Linked DNA regions of Homo sapiens: region 1 is linked to region 2. Evidence: chromatin loops called from intact Hi-C (ENCODE). Cell type or tissue: GM12878. All regions are shown on one strand. Links, peaks and the distances in the headings refer to the core of each region. The heading gives the core; the rest is flanking DNA.

Region 1 (15,371 bases), core at 500-8,499, 240 kb after region 2:
CAGCTCCTGCTTTCCCACTTGCCCCCATCAGCATTTTATGCAATCATTATAAAACTTACAAAGGGAACATGGAAGAAACACCACCAAAACTAAGAATTCTCTGTCCAAAAATAAAACATACAATCATCATTAAACCCATTTTCTGAAATGACCACCTCATAGATTCTTGGGTATGATTACACTCTCCATTACCTACTTAGGGACAGCAAATAGGTTTTGCATTCACTTGTACTTTTTCATTACAAGAAATGGAGATTCCAACCCCGAATGGCCTAAGCAAAAAGGAAATGTATTCACTCATGTCACACACACCAACAAATGTCTAGAACAAGACTATCTTCAGCTATAGCTTGATTTAAAGACTCTGCCAGCCATATACCTGTCTGTCCTGTCACAGAAATGGCTGCCACAGGTCCTGGTGTCATACCCAGAGTCCAGCCAGGAGGAAAGGAGTGGCATCTGGGTCCACTTGTCTCTTTTATCAAAAAAGGACAAACCTTCCCTGAACCCAGCTGCCCTCCCCACCCCAGCCTGATAAGCCTCTACTCACATTTCACCTGCCAGAAGTTTTCCATAGCCACCTGGACTGCAGGAAAGGCTGGGGAAAAGAAAAGGTAAAAGCTTTTTAAGTGAACGGCTTATCCAACCTCCACAGCAGGTGGAGGAAGGGAGAGGAGGCCATGAATATGGGTTGCGAAGCCTGCCCCCGGGCTCAACCATGCAGCCTAGAGCCTAAAAAGCAATCCGTACATATTAAAGCAGGATGGTGGTGGCTTCCAGGGGCAGAACCCCAGTCAAAAGAAAGAACTGCTAGGTTATATGACAGCTGACTCGTGAGTTGTGTTTTCTGTATTATAGAGCTGTCAAAAAGCAAGGGACTACTTGACCAGAGTAAAAGAAAACTCACCAACTAAAAATTTTTCAAAGGCAGTGATTGACTTATGGGGCCAAAAAGGAGGTAGAATCATAGCATGCTACTCGGCTCATCATGATACAATTTTTATGCAGTAAAAATTATAAATACATTTGATACAAATTTAACCAAAGATTGTAATACTAAGAAATTTGGAGGCGTGGAAGTGAAAAGCTGTGAAGGATCAGAGATTTTACCCTACTTGCAAGGTAACAAGTTAGTCAGCCAGTTTCATGAATGCTGGCAGAAGACATGAGATTTTTGGGTCAGAGACAAAGGGCGATTTATTACTCACAGCAATAGTAGTAGCCAGAGAATCAGCATTTCTGCCTTGGTTTCCTAAGTCCCCATTCCCCTGGCCATCCAAAGAAGTGCAGATGAAAATTGCAGACACAGTGAGTTACACTACAGGAGAGGAACCCAAGCTTAGGGAAGCTGATTTTTTCACAATGGGCAATAAGCCCATAACATCTCTATCTTCCAAAGCTATAAGCAAACTGCCTTTTGCTCTGGCGGAAGACACTATATCATCCAAGACTATACAAACATCCTTGAAAAAGTAGTCAGAAAGAAAGCGAGTTAGTACCTCTACTTGCAAGATGGCCAGAAATGTGTGAGACCCAGGAAGAATCATCTCCCAGAAAGGAAGAGAGTAAAAATCTCCACTTGCTAAAATAGGTCCACAGAAATGCCAAAACGTGATGGCTTTTAGAAATGGGGTTGACAAAAAAAGCACAGATAAAATGTTGGGAAGAGTTGCTTCTCGGGTAAGAAGTAGCCATGGGAGGTGGAGAGAGGGAAAAGGACCCACAGGGATCTGTTTTTTGTGATCAACTTTAGCACTATTTCACTTAAATCATGAGCACATATTATGCTGATAAACAAAATCAATGTTAAAATATGTATAAGTTTAATAACAATGCACAATGAATGTATATTCATCTGCATATACAATTTCAACAATGTCATGAAAATGCTGAACATCAGAGGCCTCTCTAAAAGTGATGCAGTGTGGCTGTGACAAAGTGAATATGGCGAAGGTGGCAAAACTCGTTCTTAAATGCCATTCAACTGTGCAATGCATGATTCAGGTAACAGCTCAGTAAAGTTATTCCAAGTGGAGGTTAATTCATTATAAATCACATACTGTGACCAGCACCCTACTTAGATACCCTGGACTTTTTCATCAGAAAAGACATCAGTGTGGTAAAAGGCAGAACCTAGCTTATCAACCAATAATGTAATGTTTAACTCTATGCAAGGCACCATGGGATGACATAAAAGTATCAAGACAATTCCCAAACTTAAGGAGCTTAATTATTGGTTGCCAACAGCACCCACCAACTCTAATTAACAAACAGAAAAGGGATTTACATGGGGAAGAGTTCTGAGTTCAGCTGACTGGAAGACTGGCAAAACAAGCTCAGGAAGGGCATAGGAACCAAGGAAGGCCAGATACTGGAAACACAGCAGAGAGCATGGCCAGACCACTCCAATAACAAAGCCACTACCGGCCGCTCAACACCAAGGCACCTGACTTCTGGCTGCGCAGCAAGCTCCCCACTGCGCACCAGACACTGCTGTCATCTCCAATGCGAAGGAACCTCAAAAGACACTCCTGCCAGACTCACAACCCCAAGCAGGAGCTTCTCACTGGTTCTGCTTCAGTTATGTGCCTCGGCCCGAGCTGCAAGCATCTTGAGAAATAAGTTTCTTCCAGCCTCCCAGAGCCCTGCTTCCCCTCCCACCAAGACACAAATGGTGGGTGTCTCCAAACTCATGAAGAGGTTCAAAGGTCGGCTGCCAGAAAACAAATCAAAATGAATGTCACCTTGGTGGGTGTACCGAATACACATAAAAAGTCAATAATCGACCTATGACAAATTAGAAATAATCTCTCTAGTCCTTATAAATTTCCTCCTTATACAAATTCCTAGATTCTCTCAGTCCTTCTACCGGGGAATATATTAATCTTCAAAATATTCCTAAACAGGAAAGAGTAATTAGGTAATATATTACTTGGAGTTTGGAAGAGAAATAATTTTAGTTCTCCCACCACCCAAATCCCTCAGCTGTAACTATTTCTCCACTGGAGACATTCATAGACACTCTACATATTTCCTGCAACAGACATTGAGCAGCAATGGAAGAAATGACCTTCAATCTTCATCAAAGTATTAATCCTGTTCTAATGTCTTATAATACTAAGCAACAGATTATCTTCCTTTCAGGACTCAGACACACCGCCCCACTCCCTCCTCCCTGCTACCACACACGCACACTCTCTTTGGAACTATGGTATCCACTAGCCACATGTAGGTACTGAGTACATGAAACGTGGCTAAGTGGCTAGTCCAAACTGAAATGTACTCCATGTGTAAAGCACACACTGGATTCCAAAGATTTCACATGAAAAATAGAATGTAAAATATCTCAATAATTCTTATATTTTATTACCAAGTATAATATTTTGGATATACTGGGATAAATAAAAATATCAGCAAAATTAATTTTATGTTTCTTTTTACTTCTTTGTTTAATGGAGTGCCTAAGTTTTTTGTTTTGTTTTTTTTTTTTTTTTGAGATGGAGTCTCGCTCTGTCACCCAGGCTGGAGTGCAATGGCATGATCTTGGCTCACGGCAACCTCTGCCTTCCAGATTCAAGCGATTCTCCTATCTCAGCCTCCCAAGTAGCTGGGATTACAGGCATGCATCACCACGCCTGGCTAAGTTTGTATTTTTAGTAGAGATGGGGTTTCACCATGTTGGTCAGGTTGGTCTCAATCTCCTGACCTCAGGTGATCTGCCTGCCTCGGCCTCCCGAACTGCTGGGATTACAGGCATGAGCCACCATGCCTGGAGACAATTTTTAATTACACATGAGAGTCACATTTGTGACTAGAATTATATTTTGTTTCTATTGGACAGCACTGGTCTAGGGACTCAGCTCACTTCCCCAAATGACTAGCACTGTGACATCCTCTCCAACTGCCCACTCCTGAGAGGCCTGCTGCCACTCAAAGGAACTCAGAGGTCCAGAAACTTCCAGGGAGGCCTGCTTCAGGGATGGGGCTTCCTTGAGGAAAACAAGATGAGAGAGGTGGGGGAAACGTTCACAGTTCATCTCTCCCTAGTGCACATGAATGAGTTCAGAGGAAAAGATACAGTTAGAAAAACTAATAGCTTGTGCTTTTATGACCAAATGTTATGGCTTCCTAAATTTTAACAGCCAAATGTACCACAAAGTTACACATTTTAACTTTATTTCAAATAAACACCCAAGCAAATATAGGTCCCCATCAAAAATGTGGTTTCTCCAAAGAACGGCATGCAGAGCCCAAAAGTAAAAGTCAACTTGCTCCTTTGCGGTTTGTTTGTTTGTTTGTTTGTTTGTTTGTTTTTGGAGGCAGAGTCTCACCCTGGCACTCAAGCTGGAATGCAGTGGTGTGATCTCGGCTCACTGCAATTTCCACCTCCTAGGTTCAAGCAACTCTCGTGCCTCAGCCTCTGAAATAGCTGGGACTACAGGCACGCACCACCATGCCTGGCTAATTTTTGTATTTTTAGTAGAGACAAGGTTTCGGCATGTTGGCCAGGCTGGTCTCCAACTCCTGACCTCAAGTGATCCACCCGCCCCGGCCTCCCAAAGTGCTGGGATTACAGGGGTGAGCCACCGTACCCGGCCTCTTTGCATTTATATACACTGGATATCCATCAAGTTATCAAACTTTACCTACATCAGCAATTTTTTTTTTTTTGAGACAGAGTCTCACTCTGTTGCCCAGGCTGGAGTGCAGTGGCATGATCTTGGCTCACTGTAACCTCCACCTCCTGGGTTCCAGCAATTCTCCTGCCTCAGCCTCCTGAGTAGCTGGGATTACAAGTGTGTGCCACCATACCTGGCTAATTTTTTAATTTTTAGTAGAGACAGGGTTTCACCATGATAGCCAGGCTGGTCTTGAACTCCTGACCTCAAGTGATCCGCCAGCCTCAGCCTCCCAGTGCTGGGATTACAGGCATGAGCCACCGCACTCAGCCTATATCGGCAATTTATAAAGGAGAAAAGTCACAAATCAAGGTGAAGGATGGATTTCATTTACCACAAGAAAAGCCACTGAATTCTTCAGAGCCTTGAGCAAACTATGAAAAAACCCAATCCTTCCCTCTGACACAATTAAGAACTTCATGACTTTGGCTTTCTTTACACAGCTATTCTCAAGGCTGACTAATTAGACCTTGTATAATCACAGTTGTGGCCATTCCCACCAGTGTAAAGCCTAATACTAGCAAAATGCAAATATCAGTGAAACGGAAATACACTACTAAAGTAAAGACAGGGCCCTGGATAACGACTTTGAGAGACAACTTCCTCATTCATTTATTCAAGAAACCCTGACTACCCATCTACCTGGTCCAGGCAATCGGTGCCCCAGGGGTGGGTGACAAAACGGAGGAGATCAGGTCCCACACTCCAGGCGCTCACAGTGTGGCTGGCGGGAATGGTAGTCAGGGGTGGGGGAGGCACTCTGCCAATCACTGGGGAAATAGGAGGGCAGTGGTTCATACAAACAGCAGTGAGGGCCTCAGCAGGGAGCAGCCAACTCTCCCAGAGCAGGACTTTGGGGAGAACAGGGGAGAAATCAAAATGCCTGGTGAGTTCCAAGAACAAGGGTAGCAAAGCCCCCTCTTCATCTCTCTGCTGCTGGCCTTCTGCAGAAAAGGGGATCTCAAGTCAGCACCTGTCATTCCACAAGTAGACCCGTGTCCCTGGAGGAGCAGTCAAGTCACTGAGTCTGCCTAGCGTAGGCACCAAACATCAAGAAGCCCTTGTGGCTGTACTGAGAGCCCCATTCTCCAATCCGGGTTTCTCAGCCATGAAGCTGATATTTTGCTTTCCCTCTGTTTGACTCCTCTCTGGTTCTGAACTTGGGAAGAGAAAATGAATGTTATTCATTGTATTTCCAAACAACTCTATTGTAAATACACACACACGTGCATGTACACATACACATGCTCATACAGACATGCACACATGCGCACGTACACCCTTGTCAGACAACCCTAGGTGCCGCCAGGCTTCTCCAATAGACAGCACTATGCTGACAGTCCCTTTCCTTCTCCAATGCTCATGCCCATCTCTTGGCAACCTGGCTTCCTTGTTTACCACTCTGACAAAATGTTCTCTGCAGAGTCACAAAGTGACATCCTAAACACCAACTCCAATGAACAGTCTCCTCAGCCTTGACCCTGGCTGGCATGTAACATCGCTGGTCACACCTTCTTGAAGTGTTGTATTTGCCTTTCTGTATCCTTGTACAATCCTTGCTCCACATCCTAATCCCTAGAACCTGTGCACGTTACCTTAATAAGCAACAAATAGGATTGAGGCAGGGGCTGCAGTGGATATCTTTGCAGATGTGATTAATTTCAGAACCGTAGCAGGAGTGATGACCCTGAGTTATCCAGGTGGGCCTTAAATGCCATCACAAGTGTCCTCATAAGAGACAGGTGGAGGGAGATTTGACACAGGGAGAAGTAGAGAGAGATTTGAAGATGCCAGCCTTAAAGACTGGAGTGATATGCCCATGAGCCAAGGAATGCCAGCAGCCACCAAGAACAGAAGAAACAAAGAAAGTATTCTTCCCTACACCTCTGCAGGAGCACAGCCCTGCTGACCCTTCACTTCAGCCCAGCGATCCTGATTTTGGACTTCTGGTCTCCAGAAATGTGAAAGAATAAATAGATCTTGTTATTAGAAGCCACCAAGTTTGCAGTCATTTGTTACAACAGCCAGAGAAAATGAATACATTCCCTTCAACTTTTCTGACCTCTATGTCTTCCACTAGTTCCTTATCATCTTCCTACCCCAAGAGAAGTCATTCTCCAAATTCTGTCCTTTGCCGTTTCCCCTCCTTAGTCTGCTTGGGCTGCCATAACAAAATACCACAGGCTGGGGGACTTCAACACCATGAATTTATTTCTCACAGCTTTGGAGGCTGGAAGTCCAAGATCCAGGGGCTGGGAGGGTTGGTGTCTGGGGAGGGCTCCCCGTGGGTTCCAGATGGCTGCCTCCTCACTGCGTCCTCACACGGCCGTTCCTCAGTGCAGAGGGTGGAGGCAGAGAAGAAGCAAGCCCTCTGGTGTCTCTTCTTATAAGTGCACAATCCCATCACGAGAGTCCTGCCCTCATCACCTCATCATCCTCATGACCTTGTGTAAACTGAGCCACCTCCCAAAGCCTCCCCCTCCAAATACCATCACACTGTGGGTGACAGCTTCACATATTTATTTTGAGGAATACAATTCAGTCCAAAGCAGTTCCTCTCTCCTCCTCATGATCCCAGGCTACTTCACCCATCCACCACATTGCCTCAGTCATTGCCCTAAAGCAAAACACTCCCAAATCCATCTTTCTTCCAGCACCTCAGTCACGTTCCAGTTGCAGGTTTCCAACTGATCATCAGTTGTCTCCTTCCCAAAGTACTGCCAGGCCATAACCCAGCATCTTCACACTGAAGACATCTCTGGACCCCCCTGTGCCTCAGCCTCCACAGTGCCACAGAACCCTTGCTTTGTCTCTAATCCCTTATTTCTTTTAGAGATTCTGCCCTCCCCACCCTCTAGGCTCTGGAACTCTTTACTCTCCCTCTTCATCCAGAAACCTTGAGTATTAGCAGATACTGATATGGGCCCTGCTTGAAGAGTAAGACATTTAAAAAAATAAATTTTAACATTGGTTTAAAACTCCAGCAATTGTAGGTGATCAAAAACTGAAACCTTTCCAGACGTGGTGGCTCATGCCTGTAATCCCAGCACTTTGGCAGGCCAAGGCGGGTGGATCACCTGAGGTCAGGAGTTCGAGACCACCCTGGCCAACATGGCGAAACCCCATCTCTACTAAAAATAGAAAAAAATTAGCCGGGCATGGAAGCATGTGCCTGTAATCCTGGCTACTCAGGAGGTTGAGGCAGGAGAATTGCTTGAGCCCAAGAGGCAGAGGTTGCAGTGAGCCAAGATTGCAACACTGCACTCCAGCCTGGGCAACAAGAGCAAAAACTACATCAAAAAAAAAAAAAAAAAAAAAACCTGAAACTGAGCCTACAGCATGATGGAGCTTTTAAAAACAAATCAACCTTGACCTGCTTTGGTAGGAATTACTGTGAATTCCATACCTGTCAGATAGCAGGTCTACTATATTCTCTGTTGATGACATGACTTAGAAGACACCTCTGGGCACTGCTTTAAACAGGACACCTTTAGGTCCAGACAAGGTTGGCCAGGAGAGTGGGTTTCCTCCTACATGAGGAACAGCTGAAGAGTCTGGGGATGTTCAGTCTTTGGAAGAGGTGACAAAACAACACAATAAGCTCGCACTGCAGATCTGTCTTGTGAACAATGGAGATGGGTCCCATGGTTGAGAGTAGAGGCTCTGAGTCAAGTAGGGCAGAGTGTGAATACTCTATCTCTTATGAGCTTGGAAACTTAGGAAAGCTCCCTAACTTTTCTGAGTCTTAAAATCCCCATCTACAAAGTGGGGATGATAATGTTACCTCAGGGCAATGTTGCAAGAATGAAGTGTGATCTGTGGGAAGCACTTAGCACAGTGCCCAGCATACTATGTGCTTGCTAAGTGTTAGCTAAGAAAATAATGACTATAAAAGAGGAGTTAGAAAAAGGTAAACCATTCAATTAACCATTTAAAAAGCTTTCTGAAATTGGGACTGGGCAACATAAACTGGGTCTCGCTAAGTTATTAGAATCCCAGTACTAGAAGTATTCAAACAAAAGCTGAAGAACTATTGGAATTGACCTAAAGAGGGTAACGAATCTCTAATGATGGCATCTGGGAAGAATGGCACTGCCCATACTGGAGAACTAAAGGACTAGTGTCATTATCATGGTGACTTTATCACTTAAAGGTACTGAGATTTACTTACCACTAAGAACTTATTTCACCAGAAATAAATCACATCTGTCCTTGCTTTGGATAAAAAAATGGCCATCTTTTGTAATGCAGAATTCATTCCCTAAGAATGCTCTCTTTATGGGACATGTAAAGTTTAAGCTTCTCCTTTCAGGAGACTGGTACATCAATTACTCTGTAATAAATATCTATTCAGTTCTGATACCATATCTCCTCATTCACACTGAAGAATAACCTGGGATTAGATCCAAACTCTCACAAAATGACTATATACACACATTATTCTTTAAAAAATATAGCAGAAAGTTTCCATTTTGAAAATGTACTTTATCAAATGAACAAAGATCAACTGACATCTAAAAATACTACAATGTCTCTAAGTATAATTAACTGGAATGCCAGAAATCTCCCGGGATAAATAAAAGCATAATGTAAAAGGAACCCAGGTAAAAAGAAATACAAACTCCACGGTTTTCTGGAAAGAAAAAAACTGGTGGTGAAAGTTTTTTTATTTCCCTGAATTCCTCCTTAAAGACATCAGAAAAACTAAAATAGCAAAACCAATAACAAAGCTAATACTTTTAGAGAACTAAATGATGGAAAGGAGGAAAAAAAAATTTTTTTTGAGACGGAGTCTCGCTCTGTCACCCAGGCTAGAGTGCAGTGGTTCAATCTCGGCTCACTGCAACCTCCGCCTCCCGGATTCAAGCAATTCTCCTGCCTCAGCCTCCTGAGTAGCTGGGATTACAGGTGCCCATCACCACACCTGGCTAATTTTTTGTATTTCCAGTAGAGATGGGGTTTCACCATGTTGGCCAGGCTGGTCTCGAACCCCTGACCTCAGGTGATTCACCCATCTCGGCCTCCCAGTAGCTGGGATTACAGGCGTGAGCCACCGTGCCCGGGCAAATTTTTAATCAAAAAGAAATGAAAAATAAAAATGATGTGGAAAAAAATACTAGATAAAAATGACAAGCAAAAAAGAGCCAACATACACATACATTATAAATCCCTAAGGAATTAAATCAAAGCAACAGAACAGAACAAATACTATAAAAACTGTAGTTTTCTTGAACTAGAAAGACATGAAACTACCTTTTACCTGAAAAAAGTTAACCCAGAAGAGCTATTACCAAGATACAGTTGTTTTATATAGTGTTTTCTGTGCCCAAAGTTCTTCTTAGTCAGCTTGAAGTTAAATTTTTTGAAGTTTCTATTCATGGTTTGTGCTTTCTGTGTCTTAAATTCAAAAGCCTTTCTTTTACTTCCAGGTCAAATGGAGAGTCTCATATTATTGTTTAAAAGTTTTGGTTGGGCATGGTAGCTCATGCCTGTAATTGGGAAGCCAAGGCAGGCAGATCACCTGAGGTCAGGAGTTCCAGACCAGCCCGGCCAATATGGCGAAACCCCGTCTCTACTAAAAATACAAAAAATTAGCCAGGCGTGGTGGTGGGTGCCTGTAATCCCAGCTATCAGGAGGCTGAGGTAGGAGAATTTCTTGAACCTAGGAGGCGGAGGTTGCAGCAAGTCGAGATCATGCCATTGCACTCCAGCCTGGGCAACAAGAGAAAGACACCGTCTCAAAAAAAAAAAAAAAAAGGTTTAAATTCTTTCTTTTCAGGTTTAGTTTCTTAAATCACATGGAATTTATATTTGTATATGTGGGAGGTACAAACTTATTTTAGTTTTTCCATATAGACAGCCAATTGTGGTGGTATCATTATTTCCCTCCCTGATGTGTGATGCTACCTCTCTCACATATCCAATTTCCATATATGTGGTTACTATTTCTGGACTCCCTATTCAACTTTCCTGGTCTATTTGTTCCTAAAAATATCACAATCTCAACTGCCCTAGTTTTAGAAGTTTTGAGATATATATGCACCTTGTTCTTGAAAATTATCTTGACTATTCTTAGCCCTTTATTCCTCCATCAACATTTCAGAGCTTACCAACTGCACTGGAAAAAGCCTATTGGAATTCTTAGTGAAATTGCATGTATTAGGGTTAATATAAGGAGAAATGACATCCTTATTAGATTGTCTTCCCAGCTCTGAACATGAGATTTCTCTCTATTCAGATCTTATTTTATCATTTTAATAGCATTTTATAATTTTCTTCATGAAGGAATTATACCTATATTAGATTTATTCCTTTTGGTTTGTTGCTATGAGAAATGACATCATTATGAAAATTAAAAATGTATTGCTGTGTTGCTATTATATAAGAATACATTTGATTTTAGTATATTAAACTTCTACCCATCCCCAGCAGCTTTGTTGGAATTTCTTACTTCTAATAGTATCTGCAGAATCCCTTGGCTTTTCTTTTGTTTTGCTCTTGTCACTCAGGCTAGAGTGCAGTGGCATGATCTCAGCTTACTGCAACCTCCACCTCCCAGGTTCAAGCGATTCTCCTTCCTCAGCCCCCCGAGTAGCTGGGATTACAGGCACCCGCCACCATGCCCAGGTAATTTTTGTATTTTTAGTAGAGAGGGGATTTCGCCATGTTGGCCAGGCTGGTCTCGAATTCCTGACCTCAGGTGATCTGCCCACCTTGACCTCCCAAAGTTCTGGGATTACAGGTGTGAGCCACCATGCCCGGCTTCCCTTAGCTTTTCTATGTAGAGCTATGGAAAGCTCTATATTGACTATAATATCTATAAAGCTCTATGTAAACTATAATATCCACAAGCAATGATGGTTACTTTTTTCCTCCCCAATCCATATACAGTACCTTTCTTTCTTTTGCTTGCCCTACTATACTGGGTAGGACATCACGTATAATAATAAGGAGAAGTGGTAACAGCAGACGTCCTTATCTTCATTTTAGATTTTTATGGGCTGAGTCTGCCTAATTTACCAGTTACAATTAATATTTTAGGTTAAATAACCTTTATCAGCAATTCCCAGCCTGGTTGCTAAAAGTTTTTATCTTGTCTTGAATTTTACCAAATGCTTTTTGTATTGAGAGATACTATAGGTTTCTTCTCAATTTTTTTTTTTTTTTTTTGAGATGGAGTTTCACTCTTGTCACCCAGGCTGGAGTGCAGTGGTGCACTCTCAGCTGACTGCAACCTCCGCCTCCCGGGTTCAAGTGATTCTCCTGCCTCAGCCTCCCAAGTAGCTGGGATTACAGGTGCCTGCCACCATGCCCACCTAATTTTTACATTTTTAGTAGAGACGGGGTTTCGCCATGTTGGCCAGGCTGGTCTCGAACTCCTGACCTTTTATGAACATGGTAAATTACATAATAAACATTCTGATTATATCATCCTAGATTCCAAAAATAAACACATGTGGTGAGCATGTTCATTTATTTATTTATTTTTATATAAACACAATGAGATTTAGTTTGCAAATATCTTATTAAAGACTTTTTGTATCTATATTCATGAGTGATACTGACCTATAAATTCTCTGTTGCCTTTGATTTAGGTATCACAGTAGTAGTAGTCCCAAAATGATATAGGAAGCTTTCCTTCTTTTTCTGTAGAATGGAGTGCATGAGATTGGGATTATCTGATCCTTGAACATTCATAAAAGCACTCATAAAGCCACTGCTGGCCTAGATCAGAGTTTCTCAACCATGGGCACCACTGACATTTTGAGCCAGATAATTCTTTGCTGTGAGGGGCTGTCCTGTGTACTCTACGATGTTTAACAGCATTCTTGCCCTCCACCCAGTAGATACCAGTAGCACCTCCATTCCCAACTGTGACAAACAGAAGTGTCTCTTGACATTGCTGGATGTCTCCAGGGAAGGGAGGGGGTGCAAAATCACCTCTGATCATGAACTACCGTCTTGGATTAACATCTTTAATGGTCATAAACCATTCATGGCAAGTTATTCTAGTAAACTATGCACTTCATCCAAGTCTTCAAATTTATGGGCATACAATTGTAAATAATGGTCTCATTTCCTAAATTTTCTCGTATTACTAATTACACTCCTCATTTCACTTCTAATTACCTTTCACTCATTTCTTTTCTTTTTCATTCAATCTTACCAGAGTTAAGCCCATTTTATTAGTCTTAAAATAAACAGCTTTTAGTTTTGTTGATTTCTCATATCTTTTTCTCTTTCATTTATTTGTATTCTTCAAAGTTTTGTTTCCTTTCTTCTATTTATCTTGCATTTACAGTTTTTTTCTGTTTCTTATCTTCTTGTTTTGGACAGTTTTGTTTATCAACTTTCAATTTCTCATTGTAAGCTCTAAATATTGTTTAATATTTAATATAAATTTTATCCTTGAACTATTCAGAAATGTGTTGCTTAATTTCCCAACATGTATTATGATATGTACAGGTATTTTAGCTATATTTGATTTCAAATTATTATTGCACTGTGGTCAGAGAACATTGTAAAATGCACATCCTTAGGAATGTGATGAGAATTCGCTTGCATATGATGGAAGCAGTCACCTTTTACAAATATTCCATAATGTGCAAACATCCTTATTGGATGCATGGCTCCACATTGAGCCACTGGATCAATATTCTTTAAACTAAAGGGTAACAACTCACTAGTAAGGCATAAAATGAATTTGGTAGGATGTGACCAGCACTTTTTTTAAATGAAAAAGGATAGAAATTATCAAAGTGAAATTTTTTTCACATTTTAACAACTCTGGAATCAAGTATTAATAGCTCACAGAATGACTAGCATAGCGCACAGTTCAATAGCAGCAATTATTTTATTTTCTAGTACAAAAAATCACGTAGCGTATTATAATCAAAAGTGTTGTAGAGTGGCCAGGCATGGTGGCTCATGCCTGTAATCCCAGTACTTTGGGAGGCCAAGGCGGGCAGATCACTTGAGATCAGGAGTTCGAGACCAGGCTGGCCAACATGGTGAAACACTGTCTCTACTAAAAATACAAAAAATTAGCCAGGCGTGTGGTACACGTCTGTAGTGCCAGCGATTTGGGAGGCTGAGGCAGGAGAATCGCTTGAACCCAAGAGGCAGAGGTTGCAGTGAGCCAAGACTGTGCCACTGCACTCCAGCCTGGGCAACAAAGCAAGGCTCAATCTCAAAAAAAAAAAAAATGTTGTAGATATGATGACATAGAGTATATAACCACATAAGTTTACATATTCTGATATATTCTACATCACATATGCATTCCCTGTTATGGATGGCAGTCAAAAGTGTTTGAAAAACACTGAATTCCACAAGTCAAATCTTCAATATTTTCATGAATTTTTTTTCTTTTTATCTATCAACTAGTAAAAGAGGTGCATTAAAGTCTACCACTGTAATTATGATATGTCTGTTTCTACCTATAATCCCATCAATTTTTGTTTGAGTGCTCTGGGGTTTTGTTGTTTGGTATATGCAAATTCACAAATGTTTTATCTTCTGGGTGGTTGGAACTTTTGTTTATATGGTAACACCCTTTATGCCTAATAATGCTTTTTGTTTTCAAATCTATTTTCACTAATTAAATAGCTACATCAACTTTATCTTGTTATTATTTGCCAGATCATCTTCTTCTATCCCTACATTTAAGGAATTCTGTGGTCTTACGTTTTAAATTTGTCTCCTATTAACAGCATACAGCTTGATTTTTTTTTAATGCAATCTATCTCTGACTTTTACCTGATAGCTTTAATTCATTTACACTTTTGATAATTTCTGAAACATCTGGATTTGTTTCTACATTTTATTTTGCACTTTCTATGCTATTTGTATTATGTATTTCACTTCTGCTGTCTACTGATTAAGGGAAGTTTCCTAATTCTTTTTCTCCATCTAATGATTTGAAAGGTATGTACCCCATCCCTCCCATCAGCTCCAAAACAGTTTCAGATGCCTCTAAAAACACTGACTATTTTCTATTTCCTCTCTTTTCTGCTTTTGGAATTCTTACTTGTTTGTATTGGAGCTTATCCTATCCTCCATGTTTTTTAGTAAACGTGAACTTGAGAATCCCTGTTCCATATTCTGGATAAGCTCCTCTGATGTAGAGTTCGATTCTCTAGTTATTCCTCATTGGTTTCTGATTCACATACTATATTTTTCATTACAAATTGTTCTTCTGACACTTCCAGGGAAATATCGCAGGATGGTTCCTCATGTACTTTTGCTTCCTCTAAAAACCCCACTAAACTAAGAACAGAGGGGTGTTTTTAAAAAGATGAATCCAGCCAGGCACGGTGGCTCATGCCTGTAATTCCAGCACTTTAGGAGGCTAAGGCGGGCGGATGACCTGAGGTCATGAGTTCGAGACTAGCCTGGCCAATATGGTGAAACCCCATCTCTACTAAAAATACAAAAATCAGCTGGGCGTGGTGTCAGGTGACTGTAATCTCAGCTACTTGGGAGGCTGAGGCAGGAGAATTGTTTGAACCCAGGAGGCAGAGGTTGCAGTGAGCTGAGAGACCGTGACACTGCACTCCAGCCTGGGTGACAAGAACAAAACTCTGTCTCGAAAATACATAAATAAATAAATAAATAAATAAATAAATAAATAAATAAAGTAAAAAATAAAAAGACAAACCCATTAGTTTAAAAAAAAATGGAAGAGACCCC
Region 2 (15,371 bases), core at 2,560-10,559:
CCAGTTTCTAATTTTGCTACCTCTTAAAGTTGTTTCTTCTACAATGTTAAATTATTGGCAACTGGGGTTGCTCTGTGCAAAGAATTCTAAGCAGTACAGTGTAGACTGAGTGCTTTGGTACCTGAGAGAGGGAAGGTGACCCTTAGTAGGCCACCTGCTCAGCCCCGCACCATGTTGCTGGGGAAGACAGTGACCCCAGCCCCATCAGGCAGGGCCAAGGGCAGAAGTCATCCAGGGACTCTGGCAAGACCCTGAACTTTTTGGTAGAAGGTTCTGATTTGGTAATACTCCTGCTGCACTCAGAGCAGCCCAGTGGAGTCTTTGCCAGGTGGGACCTGGCAAGGCAGAGCTGGAATGAACAGAGCCCTCAAGAGAGGGGGCTAAGGGAGGGAAGGCACTCAAGGGAAGGGGCAGGAGGGAGGGGCGGGAGCAGCAGGTGAGACAGCAGCACTCGCCTCCTGTCCAGCGCATCCTGTCCTGTGCATTATAGGTCTGTGTCAGGAAGGGACTGGTGACTTCTCAGCCCAGTGCCTGTGACTTCAGTCACAGCGTGGTCAGCCCCATTGGAGGGAGGCTTTGCCTTTTTTTATTCTTCAAGAGCTATAAACTGTAAACTGAGACCTGATGGGCCCAGAAACTTTAACTACCATCCTGTAAGAAACTAGGAAGAAAGGAAAGGAAGATGGCACACTGCGGTGGGGTCTCTGAGCAGGAGGATGTGCTTGTTTGTGAGACAGACACTGCAGGGACAGAGAGGCAGACATAGCACCATGCACTGCCTGGAAAGGCAGGGACCCCCTAGGGGTTGAGGATCCTGGGCTGCAGAGGCTGTCTGGTCTCCATGTGCTCTAGCGATTGGGGAAAGCTGCTTTGCCTCACTGATGACCTTTGCTCCCAAGGATAATGGAGTCACCTTCCTGACTGCTCAGAGCTATGGGATGGGCACATGCATGCCAGTAAAAGGCAGAGCTCACTGGGGGCTTAGAAGACACTGGGGCCAGGGGGTTGGTTAGAGCCCTGCATTCCACAGCCGAATCCATCAGTTGAACCCTTGAGGAGCTGCCTGGTGTCGGGTCTCACCTGTGGCCTGGTGAAGCGTCTGCTGCTTGAGCACTCTGCGGCGGTCTCTGTGCATCACCCCAGGCAGGCTTCTGCTGCTGCAGCCTTAGCTGAATCCTGCTCACAGACACACGCTCATGTGTGCTTCTACCCCGGGAGATGGTGGCCTAGAGCCTGAGTCCAGGTGACCCAGGGAGCGAGCAGGAGGGTTTTTCATAGCTCCTGACAATTATATTCCTCGCCATGGGGTCTGAGAGTCGCCGTAGAGATTTCTATGCTCTGGTTAGCAGTGTGCCGGCAGATGGTTTAAGTAAAGCCACAGCAGCTGCTGTAATTCACCCAAAAAAAAAGGTCATAAATATAAACCTGTATCCCAAGGTCATGTTCCATATGTAAACTTGTCATTCAGAATTGAGTTCCAGATATTTTTCTCTCTGTTGTCCAGCTGAGGTATTCTGTGAAGGAGCTGGTAGCTGCAAGTCTCTGACTCATTTTTCCTTTTAGGAAATCCATAAAAATTGACTTCCTGCCCTCTCCCTTCATGATTCATGACCTTAACTCCCTGGGCATTACCATCTCCCAGCTGGCATCAAGAGCAGGGGTGGTGGGGTATTTAGGGTAGTTGCAGTGCTCTCCCGGTGACTGTGGGAGCAAGAGAAGAGAGTCCCGCTCTCCTGAGCAGGTCTGGGCTCCTGGTGCAGTTCACACGTGCAGGAGGCGCCGCAGGCTCTGGGGGAGGGAGGCCTGAGCACCAGTGACATGCTGAGTTCCAGAAGCAGTTGGGGCTTCAGCTGCAACTGAGCAGGAGCCAGGCTGACAGCCTGGGAGATCTCAGCAGAAGCCCCAGCAGATGTGCGGGGAATCGCAGGATTAATGTTGGCAAGGGGAGGAAGGCCCCAGGCAGCTGGTTAGCTAGAGAAAGACAGGGCAGGAGTAGGAGAGAAAATGATGCTTTACATACACATACACATATGCATACGCATGCACGCACACAAATGCAAGTACATAAACATGCTCTACACACATGCCCATGTACACACACATATGCATACATACACATACAAGCCCATTTGGAAGCTTCTCAGAGGCAACGAGAAACCTCAGGCTCCCCATCCTCATCCCCTCCGTGTCAGCAGAAAAATGAGACTTCCATGAACCAAGTGAAATAGAAATGGTTGGTGTGTAAATTCATACCACTGGACAAGCAAGTGGGGAGGTGGTATAGCCCATCCGATGTCTGCCAAGGCAGGGTGATGACGACAATGACCACAATCCTGACAACAATGATGGTTGCCATTTATCCACTTACTTAGAGCTTGACTCTGTCACATGCTGTAGAAGCACTAACTTAATTCCTGCAGTAAAGAATCATTTATCCCCATTCTATGGAAGGGAATCTGAGCCACAGAGTGGCTCACTCATTTGTCCAGGGCCACACAGCTCCTAAAAGACAAAGCCAGGACTCAAACCCAGGTCTGCCCGTCCCCCAACACCACTTTCTCTGATATCAGATACAGCATGGGTTCCCACCTCGCATTCATGCAGGACACCAGGTGAGGCCGCTGCCTCCTTCAGGAAGCAAGGTGGATGGGAGCAGTCATCCCAAGTGGGAGGGAAAGATATGAGATAAGAGGCCAAAACTGTTGGGAATGGAAACATCAGAATATCCTTGGCCCCCCTACGCAGTGGTCCCAGCCAAAGGAAGCAAAGCCACCAGGCTCCACCGCCTGAGACCACTCAGCTGTTGGGAGAAGATGGCAGAAGTACAGGGCTGGGGAGAGAGGGCCTGGATTCAGGCCGTCTCTGCACATCCTGAAGCCTCAGTTCACCTTCCTCTAACTGGGGTTACCATTGCCATGGCTTAAGGGTGGCTGCAAAGACCCAGGGAGGCGATGCCCCAGGACAGCACCTTCTGTCTGATAGCTTTCCAGCAAGAGGCTAAGGCCATATAACAGGAATTCTTTAAAGCCTTTAATTAAAAAGTTAAACATACTTAAAGAACGTAAATGATGCTGAGCTTTGCCCCACTCTCACTTCTTGGAAGCAGCCATTGCTAAGGCATTAGCACATAGCCGTCTCGACTTGCAGCCTTCACCTCCCGTGTGCACACTGCGGGCTGGTTCCCCTGTGCTTCCCATTCTGGGACTCACCTTTCCCCAGGATGACTCTCCTGCTCCTCTCTTCTCCCTCATTCTTTTTCAACAGCTGCAGAGAACTCTAAAAGCACAGAAGGGCCATGATTTATTTGGCCATTCCCTGCTTGGTGAGTATTTGGGTTGTTTCCAGTTTTTCTCCATTGCAGACAAAGCTTCACTAGGCAGCCTCAAACACACACCCCTGCACACACTCCCTGGTGCACACATGCCTTCCTGAGTCTAGATGCCTAGAGGTGGAGGATTGCAGACGAAGAGGGTGGGCACCATTTCATTTCTAAAGTAGGACAAGACAACTGAACATCCCCCCATGCCTCAAGATGGGGGCTCACAGGGCCAGTGACGAGGAAAGGCTCTGTCCCTTCATCACCAACACTTGTGCCTTTCTCTTCCTCTTCAGGTACAAGGTGACCTGCCAAAGCTCAGAGCTGGCCAAGGACATCCTGGTGCCCTCCTTTGACCCTAAGAATAAGCACTGTGTGTTTCAAGGTGACCTCCTGCTCTTCAGCTGTGCAGGCGCCCACCCCAGGCACCAGAGGGTCTGCCCCTGCCGGGACTTCATCAAGGGCCAGGTGGCTCTCTGCAAAGACTGCCTATAGCAGCTACCTGCTCAGCCCTGCACCATGCTGCTGGGGAAGACAGTGGCCCCAGCCCCGTCAGGCAGGGCCAGGGACAGAAGTCATGCAGGGACTCTGGCAAGAGCCTGAACTTTTTCGTAGAAGGTTCTGAATTGGCATTGCCCTTGCTGCACTCCGAGCAACCCAGTGGAGTCTTCACCAAAACAAAACAAGAGCGTATGTCAGGCCAGGAGCCTGGCTTGTCCCTGGCACAACATCATTTCTGTTTCTCAAGGAGCAACTGTGGGAAGACTGTCACTGCAGCTGCTCCAGGGCAAAAGAAAGTCTCAAGAGTCCTTTAAAACAAAACAGGAGGAATTGAGCTGATGGGAAAGAACTCTGAATGGGAATATTCCTAAACCCATTAACTTATTTATTCGGGTGGGAGGGAGGGGACCGCGGGAGGGAGAGGAGGGATTGATCACAGGCTTCTTTTATTTCCACTGTTAATCATCCACCTTCACTATACTGTTGTTCTGTCTGCTTTGGGCAGGGTGCAGGAGAGAGACCGTGTGCCGTGGGGCTGGTGGCCTGCTCAGGGACAGCCATGGGGACCTGGCAGCTCAAAACAGATGGCAGCAGAACAAAAGAAACTTTTGCTTTGGAAGCACAGCCAAACTCCCCAGGGCATCGTCATAGATGGCACCTAGAGCATGGGCTGCCTCAGTCAGGGGGACGTGCCTGTGTTGTCCAGAGAGCCCAGCCAGGGACGAAAAAGGAGATGAGGCCCCTTTCCTCCATGTCCCCATGCCCAGACACATACCTTGGCCGTAATTTCTTTTAGAATCCCTTTGGGAAGGAAATACAGGATTGAGGGATTTTGGAGTTTCTGGTAAACTCACCCTCCCTCCAGCCCCGCTATGAGGAGGAAAGTAGAGATGAAAGACTCACGCTGTTCATGGACTTGGAGAGGATTATCTTTGAGCCAAGATTTGGACAGGAGTGAAGTCGGTCCTTAAGAATTTGTGGCGCGACCGGAGCTGGGCTCCTGACAGGTGGGCTTGTGTTGTGTCCCCTCTGATGGCACCAAAGTCCAGGGAAGGGGGCTCTTGATGTCTGCTGGGGGAGTGGGGGCAGCTCAGGATGAATGCAGTGCCCTGTCCTGGCTACTCACCTGAGGGTGTAGCTCGCAAAGGTGGGAATCTGGTGCTGGCTTTTCCTTCAGGCAGGATCACTCTGACTTGTTGAGTAATCAGTCATCAGGTTGGCCTGGTCAGACACACTGGACCCCACCTTCCAAACCCTGGACCCCCCCATGCTCTGCCTTTGTATAAGTTCCCACCCCACTGAATCATTGCTGCCATGCTCTGTACAAGTTTGTAAGTTTCTGAAAAGCCCCTGACATCTCCATGCTGATGCAAGTGAGACCCCTTCTGCCTAATGTGAGCGGTTGGCGTCCTCCACTTGGCCTCTGCTGGGCGCCTCAGTCGCTCAATGATGTGCTCTGTGCCGGGGCTTCCAAGCACCCTTCCTGCTAACAGAGGGCGGCCCAGTGGAGCCTCCGCTGGGCAGAACTGATGGGCAAGGCGTAATGGCTGGTAGCTTTCAGAATGTGAGGGAAAGGAAGAATTCCGCTTCATGGGGACTAGAGTTAGTGTGGGGCCTTTAAGTCTGGGAAGTTACATTCTGCTTCTTTCTCAATTGCTACACAAATGTGCAGCCAGCCTTTTTTCTTAGGCCCACTGAGATCCCTGCTCAGTGCGTCTCAATTGTATCTCCAGTCTAAGAGGAGGGTGGGGGGCACCCGGGGCCTCCTCCACTCCTTAGGTGGCCCCCAAGCACATCTGCCAGGTAGAGTACCATGGGGAGGCCTCTGCCCTGAGCATCATCACAGGGGCGCCTCCAGACCTGGCTGAGAATAGCCTCTGCTTGGGCCTAGGAAGAAGGGCAGAAGTCCAAAGGAAACCTTGGTGAGTGAGTGTGTGTGTGTGTGTGTGTGTGTGTGTGTGTGTGTGTGTGTGTGTGTATGAGCCTGTGCATTTCTTTTAAGCAAGGGCAGTTTCCTGCAGTAGGAGGGCAGATGACTGGCATCCTTGCTGTAAGGAAGAGCTTTTTCCTTGTGAATGGGCCTCTTGGCTGTACCCTAGGGTGTGGGAATTTGCTAGAGTTCCCTGACCTGCAATCCCTGGGCCAGTGCCGCCCTCTCCTGGGCTCTTCCAGGAGCATTGAACACTGAGGATGTCAATGCAAGTATCTGACCAACAGGGGGAGCCTGCAGGCCGAGCAAAGTTTAACCCACTTAGCCACTGCTACTTAAGCAAGGAAGCTGAAAGGTAACCTTAGCCCTGCCTTGTGTTCCAAAAGCTGCAAGGATCATTTGCTGGCTGTCCCTAAGTTCAAGGCCTCCCTACCTTCCCCTTCTTTTCCAAGTCACAACCCGCCCTGCCCGGGCCAGACAGCCCAGAAGAACACTTTTCTGCCATTTAAAAATCCCTCTTTCATCCCCCCCAGTCCAGTATTGAGTGGAAGTGCGCCGGAGTTCCACTGACAGGGCAGCTGCTCTTGGAGCAAACAAGCCCACACTCCAGTTGTTTAGGGCATTATCTGAAGAGTCAGTGACCCCTGAATGTGTACTGGCTCCCAGGCCTCCTCAGACTTGGCCCAGGTCTAGTCAGTGATCCTGGAGAGGAAACTGGGGAGGGGGCTTCCAACTGCCCTGCATGGAAGAGGAGAGGAAGGTGCCCCTGTGTGGGCTGGAAGCCTGCGGAGGTTTTGCCATTGCTGATCTTGATAGAATCCTAAACCGATTTATAGCTGATAACAGTTCCATGGGGAGAGAAATCCTAAGTTATGATTAATGTTTTTCCCCGCTATAATATCTTGCCTGTTTTTTTGGATTATTTTCCCCATTGTGATCCTAAGCTCTTAAAAAACTTGAGGGAAAACATTCATCTAATTTACTAAAAGAGAAAGCTTTCCATTGAAAGGTAGATACTTTGAGGAGTAAAAAGACTTCTTTGAATGCTGGTAAACACCGCATTTATTTTGTGTATGCAGTTTGATTTGCACATGTATAAATGGAGATGCTTTTCATTTTTGTTTGGACTGGGTTTGTGTCACTGCTCATTACAGTTTGCTTTTTTGTGTGTTTGCTGTGCGTTTGGAGATATTAGTCAGTTTCTTTAGTGATATTTGTTTCCTTGATGTGCCTTTTCGTTTTTCTTTGGGGTTTTTGGAATCCGGATGCTGTTGAAGGGCAATAGCAGACTCCTCCAGCTAAGAGACAGGACATGTTCTTGAGCCACTGTAGCTGTTGAAGCTGGACACCAGACGCTCCCTATAACCCCCCCGCCAGGCCATAGCGTGTATGCATGTGCACTTCCACCCACAGAGGAGGGTGTGAAGCCTTGAGAACCTCAAGAAAGGGCTGGATTCTGCCATACCTTTGGGTCTACCTTGGGACTGCTGGTTGCCAACGTGTCAACCAGCCTGTGTTCCCTGCCACCCACGCACTTGCTGAGGTGTGGCTGAGGCAGAATCATGTGAATGGGTGCATCCAAGGAGTTCAGGGCCCTGCTTGGAGAAGAAATACTTTAGCATCATGAAAGGGAAAGAACGTGCACCCCTTTTTTGTTTCTTTAGTGAATGCAAGATTTAATAAAAGTGAATAATGAGCTTCCCCTTTGGGAGTGGAGCCCAGTGCAGCTCACTGACAGGGTTGACATCAGTATGATGTGTTGGACTGAAACTGTATGTCTGTAGGTAGGTGTGTGCCTTTTAGGGCAGACCACGGTGGCCACCCCATTTCTCCAAGGTGGTTTACCTAGCTTGTGTATATTAGACATTGCCACCCTCACCTCTGGCCAAAAATTCTTGATTTAAAAAGAAAAGTCTATTTTGTTAACGACAGGCTCTGTTGTATGTGTTACTATCCCAAGCCTGGATTATTTTATTTATTTAAAAGTATTTTAATTTCCATATTGGCTTTATTCTAATCCCATCCATCCCTGTGGAGCTGCAGAGCATCTTCATGTGAGTAGACGGATGGACATAAATAGATTCATGCTCATTTAGGAAGCTGGGAGTTTCGTGAAGCTGAGGGTGAGTTCCTGTGATTCTTGTTCGCTTCAACAAAAAGTGGGAGACCAAGTTTTTATAGCAAAAGACCAAATTAGCTGTAGAGTCTTGAATGCAGAAAAAAATTACCCTAGCTTTCTTAGCACTTAGGGTTTTGTGAGGATTCAGTGTTTAGCACAGTGCTTGGCACATAGTAAGCCCTAGTAAATGTTAAATATTGTTATTAGTGTTTCGTAAAACTTGAGAAATAGAGCTGAGCTCATTCCCTTCCTGTTGATTCAAAAATAATACCTACATGAAAACATGATTCCAAGTTGATTGAATGTTGTAGGAATTACTGGTTTAGAGTAGCCCAGTTCTCGGCCTACCCTGCTGGTTGGGATCTTACTGTATTCTTGAATGCACTGGTTTGAAAATATGCCAGACTTCAGCCCCCAAGGAAACAAGGCTGCAAGAATTTATGAACTCCAGCTGGAAAAGGTAAAGGTGACCTTTGGCTAGCCACATACTGGACCTTACCCCACTGACGTCTTTCAGAACATTCCAAGGGTTTTCCTCAAGGAACATTTTTGAGCTAGAAATTAAAATGGGTTCTCTGGCAGACTGCACCCCTTGAGTCAAAGTTAACAGTATTCCTTTGAATGCAATAATAGAGGCTTTTCTGCGTTAAGGGAGAAGGAATGACCAATTGAACTTACACATTCCCCAGGCAGGTCCCTTTGCCGGCCCCTACAGGCTGGGGTGGCCCCTCCTGTCCTCAGGGATCAGACTCCCAGACTGGTTAGTTCTGCATGTTTCCATCAAATTAAAGGTTATTCCCTGGCCGCCTCCTGGAGAAAACCAACCCCACCCTGCCAGCTGGGGGCAATGGGGCAGGGATTTTGGCCTCTCAGAACAGCTCCTAGAGGCTGCTCATGACTGAATGTTTTCCCAAATCACCTAAATATCGGTTTGCTTTTTGTTTTGGGGGAGAGGATTTAGCCTCTTACTTCCCTGATGGATTCAAAGTTTTATCTATCTCCTTATCTCCTGCCCTGTCTTGGCACAACTCTGGATAGATTGCAGGTGTGGAATTTGCTGGAGTTTGGTGACTTCGTCAAATTCCTTTGGATTCTGTTCCGCCAAATCAGCAGTCTCGTCCTGTGGATGCAGTGACTGGAATTTCCCATCTGCAAAGCATCTCTGTAGCCCAGATTTTGTGGAGCCTTAAGACACTCCCTCAATGCCACCCTGACCCCACGGCTGGAGAACCCTGTGCTTATGTGGTGGGCAGGGCCACTGTTGATGGAGGATGGCGGGGACGGGGTGGTGCTCAAAGGATCTGTGGTGCTGGAGGTCTACACGCCTCTCAGGACAGCGTGTCAGGAACCTCAGAGCAGCTTCACATCTGCCAAAGCTGAGAGGGAGCGAACTTGGGAAGCATTTTGCTCATTGTCCTACCCAAGTATTAATAGCATAATAGTTGATGCCAAAGGAGATGGTGACGTCCCTTCCACTGTAGTTGCTGTCACAACCTTGACGTCTTTAAGCTAATGGCCGTTTGCATCTGTGTCTTCAAACAGATCCTGGTTACAGCCATTTTGTGTGATTCACTTCGGGGGTTAAGTAATGCAGGATTCTGCAAACAAGGTGTCGCCGTCCAAATGTACTGTCCTGGCATAGAGAGCACTGCTTTGTTTTCCACTGTTGTAGAGAAAACTAGGGAGAACTTTATTTTTCAATAAACTTTTCTTGTGTGACAGGTGGAAGTGATTTTTGGGGGGGCGGGTGCATGCAGGGTCACCTCCAGAACAAAGCTGAGCTGCTGTCTAGGCGCGTCCCCAGCACACAGCTTCCCCCAGCTGTATTTCACGGTTTGCAGCACACTGTTGAAACGGCTGGTAGGAAGACAGGAAGGTATACTTAAGGAGTGGAGAGGGGAAGGTTTTACTACTGTGTATTCCTTCCCTTATATCACATCCACCACTACTCATGTTAGCGCACTCTCCTTGTGCTGCCTTCCCCTAGAAGGAAATTCAATTAGAAAGTGAACTGCTAGATTTTGAGAAAAATCTTTAAGAATGAGCTAATAAAAATAGCTCTATAAGGGGCTGAGCACCAGCGACCATTGGACCTAGAATAGATTTCTCCCTTTCAAGAGCAGCTTTTGAGCCAGGAAGCAGTGAGCCATGAGCAGCTGGTTAGGCAAATGCCCTGGAGACAGGGAAGGTTAGTCCATGCCCCACCCAACAGTTTGTCTGCAGATGACACTGGCCCTCATCTGCATGGCCTCTCTGAAGCTGGCGGGCCTCCTGGCTACGGCCCAAAATGGACACCCCACACAGTTCACAGAGCATGTTAGAACACAAGGGAAAGCCGAGTGCCTACATTTGGGCAACGCTACCAGTGTCACTTCCCCTCCCTGAGCTTCCATGATGTATATTAGACACAACGAGAAAACCAGCAGAAGAGAAACCTACAGGCTCCTACACTTCCCAATCTTTTTTTTCTTTAGTTCATGTTGTTACATATTAACATCCCTTGACGTATTCCTCAGTACTGCTGGGGAAGCAACCTGAAAGCATGGTACTGGACCAAGTTTCCATGACCTCACAGAACAAACTCCCTTCACTGGCGTGGAGGGGAGACAGGGCCCCAAAGCTGCAGCAAGGCCATGGAGCAGCTGTCCCTCGGTGCCAGGTGAGTGTGTGGCCCCTACCTGAGTGGTCAGAGAGGGCGGCCTGCACCACAGTCCTTCAGGGTCTCCACGTTCAGCACCCCTAGGCACAAGCTTCCCCTCCCAGGTCATCCTTCAGCCACAGCGGAAAACCTGCCCATGACGGGTCTCCCCATGTGTTGGTGCCGCACGGTGACGACTGCCAAAGATTGCCTTCCCATGCCATACAAAACAGGTAAAGGTCTTTATTGGTCAGCCACTACTGCCCGGGCAAGCAGTGGTGTGAGAGGTACAGAACGGTGCGGGTTGGGGAACACTCTACAGAATCTAAACCTACCGTGACATCAGCTGAGAACGTCTTGTTCCTTACAGAGGGAGCGATCCATCTCTCACAGACTGTAATGTACCCATTACCACTTAACACAGCATATAGATATATGCATATACGGATAGATTATATTTATTTATTACAAATAAACTGTAGTTTCACATCTCTCAAAAATGGACCCAGTTTTCACATGGATGTTCAGGTTCTGAATGTACAAGAAAAGGTCAATGTGCTTATTTAATTCGTCCATGCAAAGCTTATACGTGTATCACTAAGTACTTTAAAAAATAGAATGGTCTCCTTTTGAGCAAATCTGTTTAGACTTAGGATTAGTAAAACAGTATGAAATAATGAGATACACTGATAGAAATTAGGAAGTGACATACTGATGATTCTGGGTATGTAAAGGGTGAGGGGTACAATCTTCCCTTAAGACCTGCCAGGAAAGGAGAGACTTGGAACCAGGAGTGGCAGGGCCACCCAAGCTGGAGGAGGTGGGTCTGCTCAGTCCTATGCAGCGCAGGCTCAGAGCACCACCGAAGACCTTTCTGCCAAAGATCTCATCCTACCCATGAGAACCATCATACTCCAGAGACTAAAAAACGCCAGTCCCAGCTGGAGACGGGGAAGGAGGTCCATTCCTATGGGCATTGTCCCAACATGTTTGATGGGGGCGGCAGGTGATGGGGGCAAGGTAGATCCACCTGGCTGGGCAGACCTTGTCTTGTAATGACAAACCATGTGAAAGAAAACTTCCAAAAAGAAACCAGATGTTCAGTTAAATATTGGCACCCTTTGCCTATGTGGAAACTCCTCATCTCGATGGTCTCATGCGGATGCTGGCCCCCTTCACTCAAACATCTCGTAGTGACGTGTCTGCCTCACCCTCGGCACCATGTCGATGAGGAGTCTGCAAAGACGAAGACAGACAAGGTCACCTCCATGGCATGGGGCTGAAGAGCTTGGGGAAGCGTATTTTCATTTTTTTTTTCCTGAGATAATTCACATACCATAAAATTCACCCTATGTGGCTCGGTGGTTTTTAGTATATTCATCCATTTGTGTTATCTCAGAAACCCCATGTCCACTGTACCATTCACTCCCCATCCTCCCCACGCCTGACGAGAAGTACCCTCCTTCTGGCCTCTATGGATTTGCCTATTGATATTTTATATAAACAAAATCACATAACGTGGCCTTTTGTGACTTCCTTCATAATATTTGAGGTCCATCTATGTTGGAGCGAGTATTAGCACTTCATTCCTTTTTGGGGGCTGAATAAGTGTCCACTGCACAGATCTACCACATTTATCCATTCATCTGTTAATGGACAATTGTGTTGCTTCTGCGTTTTGCCTATTGTGAATAACTCTGCTGTGAATTTCACAGACAACTTTCAGTGTGGAGGTTTGTTTCCATCCTCCCGCAGTGTATACCAAGGACTGGAAGTGCTGGGGCGAATGGTAACTCTGCGTCCATGGCAGCACCATCGTCCATTCCCACAGCCATGGATGAGGGTTCCACTTTCGCCACGTCCTCACTGACGCTGGCAGTTGTCCCTCTTTTTGATGATAGCCATCCTACCTTTCCTTGAGAATGGAAGCATTTTAACATTTAAAAGCAGAGCACCCTTTAGAAATGGTTCTCTGAAAGGCCAGCTCCAGCCTGGGTGCTGAAGTCCATGTCAGTGATGCCAGCACGGCCTTTCTGCACTGACTAGTCCCCTTTTGCAAGAAGTTCTCTAAGGCTAGGGATGCGGCCTCTGGCCAGCACACTGTTGCATCCCCCATTTGTGGCAGGAGGGGCTCCACTTGTGAGGAAACCACGCAAAGGTGCTTCCCTGGGGCATCATGAAGACTGTCAGAGAGGAAGGAGCATAGATGTCAGGACACGAAGGGTCCTAAAGGCATCAGATGGAAATCAAGGAGTGCCTTTGTGGCTTAAAGGCCTGATACCTCTTGTCCCTGCCTCACTTCTGTGCCAGCCCCAAGGATATCTGACCCCTGCTGGGTGCTTTTCCAGTCACCTGACACTGGTCAGGCTCAGGAGGGGCACAGGTACAAAATATGACCTTCAGAAGCCTGTCATTTCCTGACTGGGGAAGGCGGTGGAAAAGGGACACTCCTAGCTGCCAGGAAAGCAAACAGGAAAGCACAAGAACCTACTTGACCCCATAGGCAAATATGGTGAGGCCGATCAGAACGCCTATGCTGCCGTCCAGGTACCAGACCGCCGAGTCATGCTTGAACACTTCCGCGCTCAGAAGAATGGAGAAGCCCATCACGCCACCCACGAGGGAGTTAAACCCTGCAAAGGAAGTGGAGAGAGGCTAGATGGCAGTGCCAAGCAATCCAAGAAAATCACCCAAATGCCAGTCCTGCCTCCACGTAACTGGAGCATGTGCTGGGAGGAATGATGCCCAAAGCTCTCACGAGTGATAGCCACCACCTGGGCCCATCAAGTCTCTGCTCAAATGTCACCAGATACCTCCCAGAATAGAGCCGTCACCCCCACCATCATTCTGTACCTGCTTTATTTCTCTTCTGGGAACTGACGCCATATGTGGTTTATAGCTGGTCTCGCCCGTGCCCGCTAGAACGCAAACCTCCTAGAGGCAGGGGTGTGGTTTTCTGTTGAGTCCACAGTCCCCAGGACAGTTCCAGGCTCACAGTAGACATTCAAATACTTGGGGACTCATATCTGAGTGTCTGCTGGGCCAGATTCCGAGTTGGGTGTTCAGGACGTGTGGTTACCTATAACCTTTCTCAATCGTGTGACGTCACATTATCATCATCATCCCTGCTTTCCGATGAGAAAACTAAGAATGAGGTTAAATACATTGATGGAGGTTATCCAGATTGAGAAGGGCATTCTATCCCAACCTGCATCCTTTCCCTCCCGAGTCTCCTCTAAGTAACCTGAGGTTTTTTCCTTTCCCTCCAGAAGAGAAATGTAAAGTCTATTATGCTAAGTTTTTTGCAAAGTATTGGCTACATGGTTGGAGAAATGGCCATAAAAACAGAACTGGAGCTACTAGATAGTGACTGCCATCTCCTTTCACACAGCAGCCCACTGGGGCTCCCAGCTTACATGTGATACTTCTACTTTACCAGAGCTGTCAAAGGCCACATGGGAAGGGAAGGGAATGGCTTAAGGTAGCTTCTAGGGTCTCCCCGCGAAGGACACCAGCTCCTCCCCTGCCCCAACACACTGGTGGCCCCAAGAGAAGCTCCAGGTCCACGCTGCCCAAGGAGGCCCTGCTGGTAGGTTTGTGCAGGCCCGTAACCTCCCACGCCAGGCCTGGCTTCCCCTGGGGCAGAGGAAGATTGCCAGGCAGGGATGACCTGAGCAAATCTACTCAGGATCCAAGGCAGGGATGCAATGGCCGCTCACAGGAATGGAAGATGAACCGCGGACCTGCAAGGGCACCCCAGGGACTGGCCTGGACCCTACAACGCACTTGGTGGCACGCCCTTCTCTCCCCTGTGCTCAGGACACCGAGGTTTGGTCGAGGATACCTCATATTCCCCACACCACATCCACCACCCACCTGTAACTGTTCCTGTAACAGGAACAAGGGCTGGTTCTTGCGATGTTCCTCCCTCCCTCCTTCCCAGATTGGATTGGATTGCTCCTACTGGGATTAACCCACCTTCCCATCCCCAGTGAACTCTTCTTCCACCCCACGCCTCCCCCATCTGCTACTGGCCTTCACAAAACCCGCAGAAGAGTCTGCCTGCTGCCTCCACACTCACACCCCCCTTCTGCCCGGGTTCCCTCCTCCCCCAGCCCTTCCCAAAGTCAAAGTCATCCTCATCCTGCTACCTGCAGTGGTGACAGGCCCCCTTTTGGTGGGGGTCAATCCCTAGCCCCACACCCCCCTCCCCAGGCTCCTCCTGTCCCCTTTGCTGGGTCCTCCCCTGCATCCCCACCTGAGTGTCCCAGGCTCTGTCCTCTGAGCTGGCCCTCTGCCAATCCATGAGCCCTGCTCCCCTCAATTCCCAGCTTTTGTCCTGACCTTTGACCTCAGGCACAGGCTCCTCATGGAAGCATCTCAGACTGACCACAGCCATGACAAAGCCCTGAGCGCCACCTCGCCCTCCGCTGCATGCTCCGTAGATGGGGCCACCAGCTGCAGAGGCCAAGATTCTAGGAGCCCATCTTCCCTTACACCACCAACCTGCCCCTCGAGCCCCTTGCCAGATGTTACCCCCCCCCAAATTCATTCTCACTCTCCCCGCTGATCCCTGCTCTGTCCTGGCCACCTGTGGCCCTCCCTGTACCCCGCCACAGCCAGAGGGACCCTCTGTCGGTGAGCAGCAGCCAGACTCTCCCGCAGGAAAGCCCCCGTCACGGGCTCAAATCCCACCAGACCCCTCACATCCAGCCACACAACCCTGCAACAGCCATCCTGCCCTCCCCTCAGGGCCACTGGGCTTGTCACCATCACCCAGGGCCTCCCTCCCAGCCCTGTCCTCAGCCCTCAGCCCCTAAACTTCCTCCCCTCCACCCACCACTCCCTCCTGCCTCCAGCTAACAGG

The links. Hi-C counts contacts between places; a loop is a spot of excess contacts. Peaks named below come from ENCODE experiments on the same cell type or tissue, not always from the same donor. Only the 100,000 strongest peaks of a DNase experiment are listed, where the experiment ranks them.
Region 1: a loop joins it to region 2, with 3 times the contacts of the local background. A loop is called at or near these places in 11 of 110 quality-filtered maps.

What each region holds. Positions count from the first base shown.
Region 1 is chr2:134,685,633-134,701,003 of GRCh38, forward strand. All of the region lies in intron 2 of TMEM163 (transmembrane protein 163), which reads right to left. Among named protein-coding and RNA genes, the nearest start is that of TMEM163, 26 kb to the right of the region's middle. In GM12878, for the core only: no CTCF peak of the experiment used is centred there; a DNase peak (open chromatin) is centred at 5,144.
Region 2 is chr2:134,445,037-134,460,407 of GRCh38, forward strand. It overlaps MGAT5 (alpha-1,6-mannosylglycoprotein 6-beta-N-acetylglucosaminyltransferase), which reads left to right. Exons shown (of 16, transcript NM_002410.5): 16 at 3,613-9,585. The coding sequence ends at 3,811. It overlaps TMEM163 (transmembrane protein 163), which reads right to left. Exons shown (of 8, transcript NM_030923.5): 7 at 12,996-13,137; 8 at 10,723-11,740. The coding sequence ends at 11,680. Among named protein-coding and RNA genes, the nearest start is that of MGAT5, 200 kb to the left of the region's middle. RefSeq lists an enhancer at 15,204-15,371. In GM12878, for the core only: a CTCF peak has its summit at 6,000; a DNase peak (open chromatin) is centred at 6,002.